Regions from separate parts of the Homo sapiens genome. Here region 1 is linked to region 2. Evidence: chromatin loops called from intact Hi-C (ENCODE). Cell type or tissue: GM12878. All regions are shown on one strand.

Region 1 (4,000 bases), 690 kb after region 2:
ATATAACGGAGTTCGGTCCACAGTCTCGTTCCTAAACCAATCACTGACAAAAGAGGATTGACTGAATAACTGTTGGGCCAATCAGATTCACCCCTGGAGGTGGTCAGCTTCCAAAATCTGCCTTCTGCTTAGATGGAAAAAGGAGCTAACAGATGCCGGTTAGGCTACCAACTGTCTCCCCTACACCCCTATTTTCCTGAAAAAGAAATAGAAGGTCAGAGGAATTTCATTAATATGTCCAGACTCAAAGGGCAGGAGTGGGGTTGCAGCAAAGGAAGCGTGTGGCCAACGTGGCTCCTAGGAAAGCAAACGGCTTTAGGCTGTGTCATGGTAGGAAGAGGATTTATGACAGTGGTTCCCAGCTGTGCTGCACTAATGACCAGACACCACCCCTGGGGATTCTGATTTACTTGTTCTAGGAGGAGCCTGGGCACCAAGGATTTTAAACGCTGCCCAGGATATTTTAATGTGCAGCCGAGATATGCAGCACAGGCTTAGGTGGAGAGCTGTTGGAATGTGGAGGCCTCAGGGCCAAAGGCACAGAGTCTCCACAGGATAACAAGAAGCCTGTCTCCTTTTTCTCCCCAATAATTGCTGCCATTTATTTAGGATCCTCATGTTTCAGGCATAGCTGTACCCCCAAACATTCTACATCTAGTAGGCAGTCAATAAGCAAATGAATCACAAATGCTTTTCTTATCGAATAGAAAATTTTTACACAAGCTCCACAAAGTAATAATGCTTCCACTTTACAGATGAGGAAACCAAGGCCCAGAATTTTTTTTTTTTTTTTTTGAGGCAGAGTCTCGCTCAGTCGCCCAGGCTGGAGTGCAGTGGCTCGATCTCCGCTCACTGCAAGCTCCGCCTCCTGTGTTCACGCCATTCTCCTGCCTCAGCCTCCCGAGTAGCTGGGACTACAGGCCCCCGCCACCACGCCCAGCTAATTTTTTTTTGTATTTTTTTAGTAGAGACGGGGTTTCATTTCACCGTGTTAGCCAGGATGGTCTCGATTTCCTGACCTCGTGATCCACCCTCCTCAGCCTCCCAAAGTGCTGGGATTACAGGCGTGAGCCACCACGCCCGGCTGGCCCAGAAATTTTAAGAAAGTAAGTCTCTCTGACTGTGCTCTCCAAGTTCTGTCCATCAGCCCAAGAAATCAGGATCTGAGAAGCAAAACTAGCCCTAGGAAAGCAGGAGTAGCCAAGAAAAAGGCCCTAGAAGAACTAGTAGAGGGCCCCCTCTCCCCTTCTTTCTGTTCCCCGACCCCACCCCCCACTCCCAACCACCACCACCACCAAAGCCTCTCCTTGCATTTTACACTGTCTGGGACCTCTTTGTGGCCCTCCCACCTGCCTGGGAACACTGGCCTCTTAGGGTAAAGGAGGAAAGGACTGAAGCTTTCTGACAGAGGCACAGGCAGGAGTCAGGATCAATTCTTAATTTTGAGAAACCCCAGAGGTGGGAAAGGACCGTGACCCCGTAGGTTGGGAGGCCTGGGAATGAGACCTGGTCTCAGCGCCTCACTTGTGGTGTGACCTTGAGCAAGGCCCTTCCTATTTCTGGCCTCCAGTGTCTTCATCTGTAACATGAAGAAGTTGGACCAGAATCTACAGGTCATAAACTCAAGTGCTTTTAGGTCCAGGTAATTGATGTATACTAATGGGGCAGCCTGGATGAGAAGTCACTGTTGGGGAACTAGTGTGCATATGTCCTGTCCACAAGGGTGTAAATTTATTGAATCCCAGCCAGTTGTCACCATAGAGGCATGTTGGCTCAGCATTGTGAAAGCTTCAGATTTATTTTTTTTTTAATATGCTAAGAAATCTATATGTTGTGTGCACCCTCCTGGTTAATGTTAGTCTGATAACAATAATAATAAACTTCTGCAAGGCAAACAAAATATGAATGTGGGCTGAATTTCACCTGCAGGCAGTTTCTTTGTGATCTGCAGGCTAAGTGATCTGTAAGGCCCTAACTCTCATATTCTGTGATTTCTAAATAAGGAGATACCTGACCGTATATGGCAGAGGGCAAAAATCAGCATTTCTGCACTAACTGAAAATTCTTTTCATGAAGTAAACCCAAACGGCATTGTCCTCATTAATAATTCTTAATACTTGGGTCTGAATTTATTTATGAGGCTCTGCAAAAATTACCTCAAAATCTGAGGATCACAGTTTAGAAAACTAAGGCACCCTCTTTATAGAGAAATAGTGCCCTCTGCTGGAAGAGTGTTACAGGAAACACCTTTGGCGTTGAGTTAATTTAATACTTGGAAAGAGTGGATTTGTTTGTTTCCACTTGAAATAGATTTAATGAAGAATAATAAATAAAATAGAAAAGCATATTTATGAATGGTTTGATGCATGTTAGGCAGAAATTGGGCTTTCATGTATCCATTTGGGAGTAATTACTCTTAATCTATTAAAAAAATGTCCAAGATTAGAGAAAGGAAGAAAACATTTGTTACATTAACTGACAGCAATCTGGAATGGCAGACACAGACACAGAGAGGAAATTGAAATCTATGTCTCCAGACTTTGCTCTGGAAAATCGGAGCCTTTATAATAATGTATTGCAAGTTTATAGGCTTTATCAGTTACTTTCACTGCAACCTTTTAATAAATCTTCCCAGTGACTATCCAAGACAGATATTATTATTATCTCCATTTGACAGATAAAATAAATGAAGCCCAGAGAGTTTGAGTGACGAGCTGGAGATTCCTGCACAATGAAATGCCAGAAATAAGCTTAGGTAATTTCTCTATTTGTAAAAAATGGATAAAAACAGTACTCTACTTGCAACAAGCGTTAACTGAGAACATATTTGTGAGACATTTAGCACAGTGTTTAGCCCAGAGTGAACCTGGGACTCCATAGTAGCTACTGCTACCAGCCCAATGCCCATATCCAGGTCTTTTGACTCCTTACCCTTGCCTTTGCCACAACATTGGGCAGAGTCTTGAATGGTCAAAAAGGAACACCATGCTGCTGGGATTGATAGCAGTGGCCCCAACCCCTAAAAATATAGTCCAGATTTTTTAACCATTAGTGGCTTTGATAATGGCTCTTAAGATCTTGAGTTGCCTCATTAAAATAGGTTGTTCTAAATAAGGGAAGTTATGGTTCCTGTGAATCGTGCACCCCACACCACACCAGGACTATTGTGTAAGTTCCTGAAATCCACATTTAACACGGACATGCTGGGGAATATCTAAAACAAGTGCTGACAGGTCCAGGAGCCACATCAGAACTGTTGAAGGAACTGGGGATATTTGGCCAGGAGAGGAGAAGACTCAGGAGTGAATTTATTCTCTCACTCTTTCACTTGTTCATTCATCCTACAACATGTCCTAAGTGCTTACTCTGTACGTGGCACCATATTGAGTGCTGAGGATACAGCAAAACAGACCTAAGGGCTGGTCTCATGAAACCTAATCTAGTGAGGTCAGAATAGTAGGGGTTGTCACGTGCAAAGTTAGCTTTGTTCTGGGTGAGTCCATATAGCCGGACCGGGGCCATCTGAAAAGTAGATTTGGGCAGAACTTTTAAACTGGCTGGAGGGATCTGGCTCAACTGTGAGGACTACTTATTGCTGAGAGCATGCAAGATGAGTCTAGGAACCTGTGGAAGCTTTAGAAGGAATTCAAGGTGGGGTGGAGTGGGTGGGATTTGGCCGTCTTAGTTTCCTCGCAGCCTAGACACTGTGGATGCATCGGCTTTGCCCACTCCGCTCTGGGAAGCCCTCTGAAGCTGCGACTTGTGCTTTCACTCTGAGACGGGAATCACAAGGACCTAATGCCCCTTGGTCTTTGGCTTCCTTTCTTAAGCCTTTGTCTTCTTGGTGGTTTGGTGATACTGTGGCCTTTTCTCTTCTGGTCACAGCTAAACAGTGTCCCATAACCACAGAACATAAAGGAATTGGCAGCAAAAATCTTTAGGACAGGACATGGATTTTTCAAAAATACATAAAAAATAAATTCATCTTCATTATCAATAA
Region 2 (4,000 bases):
GTTTATAAGCCACCCAGTCTATGGCATTTTTTAATAGCAGCCCAAAATGACTAAGACAGCTGGGTATGCCCTCTCTAGTTCCCTTGGGCCCCTCCCTACCCTGTCTTGTCGCATATCTGCCAGAGTGTTAAGTGTGTCCTGCCTCTGCAGGCACTCACTTGTGAACCCTTGAAAATGCTATTGCTTGGAATGTCTGTCACAAATACAAATGACACAAAGCCACACAAACCATTCACTTACCTCCCTCCAGCCCCCACTGGTACAATGAACCACAGAATCTGACTTCCCAATTTTTTTCATACTGTCATTCACCATATATTTACTGAATACCTTCTAGGTCCTAGAAACTGGCAGAAAAAGACACAAAGTCTGCCTTAACTGAACTTACAATTTGGTGCCCATGAACAATGATACTGTAGAGTTTTCTTGGGTGCAAAAGGTATACTGATAGTAAATCATACTAGGGAGTTTAAGCCTTTTGAGCAGATTATCTTATTGTGTTTTAATAATAATCCCATGGAGGTAGACAGGACAGGTAGGTTACTCTGTTTTGAAGGTAAACAAATCAAGGATCAAAGAAGCTAAGCATGTTGTCCAAAATGAAACAAATAATAAATGGCAGATCTTGAATTCATGTCTCTGTCACTAACAAAAACACTGCAAAGCAGGGAAGGGTTAACTCCATTTGTGTAATAAGCCATAAAGTTTCCTCCCTAAAGCATGCTACAGATCTAGAATTTAAAAAGGAAAACTGACATCCAAGCACTAACCAGCACGTGGGTAACGTAACCTACACTGGCTTAGACGGTGGGAAAATCATGACAACGGAGCTGGCGAAGAATGAGAAACTTGAGTTTCCAACAGAGTTCTCATTGGGCTCTATGTGTCACCAGTGACACATCTGGAAATAAAAGAGAGAAATCAGGAAACAGAATGCAGCCCCTGCTTTGCCAGGAAATTTACAAAAGCATATTTTTGGTTAAGGCAAAGAGATTTTGCCAGGTGGTACCATGCCAGACAGATGGTCTCCATGACCCAGTAAGAGCTGCTCCAGAGGGACCCTCTCTGGTATTCCCCGTGAAGGCCTGGCACACTGAGATCATTGCAGCCACCACCACAGGCAACCTGTGCTCCAGACACATGAGGCCTGGAAAATACATCATCATCTTTGAGAGATCCAGCAGCCTGAACAATTCTGAAAATGCCCTTTTCGGATATGAACACTACTCAAGGCTCCTTGGCCTTCATTTAATTTAAATCAGTGGTTCTTAATCAGGGACATTTTGTCTCCCAGCAGATAGCTGGCAATGCATGGAGATATTTTTGGTTTATCTGGCTGCGGGTGGGGATATGTGCTACTGGCAACTAGTGGGTAGAAGTCAGGGATGGTGCCACACATCCTGTCATGCACAATGGGACAGCCCCACAACAAAGAATTATCTGGCCCAAAATGTCAATGGTGCCAAGGTTAAGAAACCCTGATTTCAATGTCTAAAACTGATGGATACGCCCAGCCTTGGAGCTAGGCTCTACAGATACAAAGGTCAGTTGGATATGTCCTTTTCCTCAAGAAGTTCTGAATCTTGTGGGAGAGGTAATCATGTAAGGAAATAACTGGCATTTAGTGTGACTGGATTGAAAACTACCCACAGTCTAGTGGTGAGCTCTGAAGTAAGAGAGCTCCCAGTCAGAACGATAGCTTTGCCGTTTACTTATTAACTATGTGACCTCAGGCATGTCACTTAGCCTTTCAATCTCTTCTGAAACTAGGAATGGGAAATTATGATACTGATACTACTCCTACACCTCTTCTTCCTACTACTATTACAGCTTCTACTAGAGAAACACCACTGTGACTACTACTAGAATTGCTGCTGCTGCCATTACTACAGAGGTGGAGTACCAGACAGACAGGAGGCACAAAAGATTGGGAAGCAGAGATATTTACAAACTCTGGAAACTGCCACTAAAGGGGAAAAACTTTTTTCTGCATACTCATGACAATTTTTACATCACGTGTGTGAGGGATTTTCCCACACTAACCAATACTCTAACTCTTCAGAAACCAACCAGGTGTCCCACAATTCAATTCTAAACTAACTACCTGGAGTAAGGGCAGATCACACAGGTTAAGGCTTCAATCCAAGACTGCTCCCATTTCAGATGCCAATCAAAAGTCTAGGCCTTCCATACTTCTGACTGATCAGCTACATACTGGAGGTTCCCATAACCCCCTTTTTTCAGGTTTGATAATTTGCTATAATGGCTCACAAAACTCAGGGAAACACTCTACTTAAATTTACTGGCTTATTATAAAGAATACAAATACAAATGAACAGCCAGACAAAGAGGTACATAGGGCAAGGTATGTGGGAAGGGGTGGGGAGCTTTCATGCCCTCTCCAGGCACCTCCACTTGTTCACCAACCCGGGAGCTCTCCAAACCCCATCTTTCAGGGATTTTTAGGGATGATTCATCACACAGGCATGATTGCTTATTAACTCAATCTCCAGCCTCTCTCCCCTCCTGGTGGATTGGGTGGATGTGGGGAGTAGGGCTGAAAATTCTGAGCTGCTATCCATCACATGGTCTTTCTAGTGACCAAGTCCCATTCTGACCAACTCCCATTCTGAAGTTATCCAGGAGCCCAAGAGTCGCCTCATTAAAGCAAAAGATGCTCTATCGCTTAGGAAACCCCAAGGGATTTAGAAGCTCTGTTAGGAACCAGAGTCAAAGTCTAAATAGTACAACAAAAGATACTCCTAGAATGTTGATCACTCTGGAAATTACAAGGCTTTTAGGAGCTCTGTGTCACAAACCTGGAACAGAAACTAAAAATATATTTCTTATTAGTCACAGCACCAAAAGGGAGAAGGTGTGTTCCTTCTTCATCTATTCTCCATCTTGCTGCCTTGAAGGAAGCTGTGGTTGAAAGCCACTTTGGATCATGCAGAAAGGGGCATCATGTTAAGCACAGTCCAATGCAGAAGCTACCTGGGTTCCTGGATGATCTCATGGAAAGCATCTACGTCCGGACTATCAGATAAACAAATAATCTAACTTATTTAAGCCACATCTAGTGCTATAGCCTAATAATACAGAAGTGTAGGAGTCAAAGGTACAGGCCAATTAAGAAAGGGCATTACTAGCAGAAGAAAGTCACATATGCGAAAATACAGAGTTGAAAGAGAATAAAGGGAACCATGGGGCTTGATCCATGGTAGTGTGACAGGAGGTAAGACTGGAGAGTCAGGGAGCAGCTGGATCACATTGGACCTTATATTCCTTATACTAGGAAGTTAGGACTTGTTTCCTGCCAGCAGTGGGATGTTACTAAAGAATTCAAATAGTTAAATAATATCAGATTTACATTTAAAGACAATACTAGGGATGTATGAAGTACTGTTTTGGTGGGGGTAGAGAAAAGAGGAGGTAGGTGACATGGGGGAGAAGTTGGAGGAAAGGCAAAGATGACTGGACCCAGGGAGCCTAGTTAGGAGGGCAATGGATCCCAGTGATATCTGAGGCAATATATAGATTGTCCCCCACTTAGCTAACAGTAATGGATATGGAAGGCATGCCATCAAGGTTTCTTGTTTGAGTTATTGGATCACAGCACCTTTACCATGATAGAAAACACAGAAAGAAAAGCAAATTTATTTAGGGAAAATGAGTTGAGCCTAGGGTGTCTATGGGTCAGCAGGTAGGGCTACCCAATGAAAAGTGTGCCCTTAAGGCTGGAGCTCAGGAGAGGTACAGGGCTGATATTCAGATAAGTCATTACTGAAGAGTGGTGTCTGAAATCATGGGAAGGCATGACATTTTGTTGTACTCTGACGACACTGAGATATATGACCAACTGTATTCAGGTAAACCTCTACTAGCAAATGGAAAACGTGTACCATCTCCTTTCCATGTTTATTATGAACCAAGAGATTTTTTATTAAGTCTACATACTAGGGAATAGAGGCAGCTGGGCAAAGTCTCAAAACAGAAAAAT

Evidence for each region. A loop is a pair of places that touch in the nucleus more often than their neighbours do. Peaks named below come from ENCODE experiments on the same cell type or tissue, not always from the same donor. Only the 100,000 strongest peaks of a DNase experiment are listed, where the experiment ranks them.
Region 1: it touches region 2 in a loop (2.4-fold over the local background); 1 of 110 quality-filtered maps calls a loop at or near these places.

Annotation. Positions count from the first base shown.
Region 1 is chr1:58,738,266-58,742,265 of GRCh38, reverse strand. All of the region lies in intron 5 of LOC112268263 (a long non-coding RNA gene), which reads right to left. Among named protein-coding and RNA genes, the nearest start is that of MYSM1, 40 kb to the right of the region's middle. In GM12878, a CTCF peak has its summit at 2,220 (motif pointing left); no DNase peak of the experiment used is centred here.
Region 2 is chr1:59,430,582-59,434,581 of GRCh38, reverse strand. The region is part of intron 5 of FGGY (FGGY carbohydrate kinase domain containing); the gene reads right to left. Among named protein-coding and RNA genes, the nearest start is that of FGGY, 140 kb to the right of the region's middle. In GM12878, no CTCF peak of the experiment used is centred here; a DNase peak (open chromatin) is centred at 1,731; H3K27ac peaks cover 542 bases.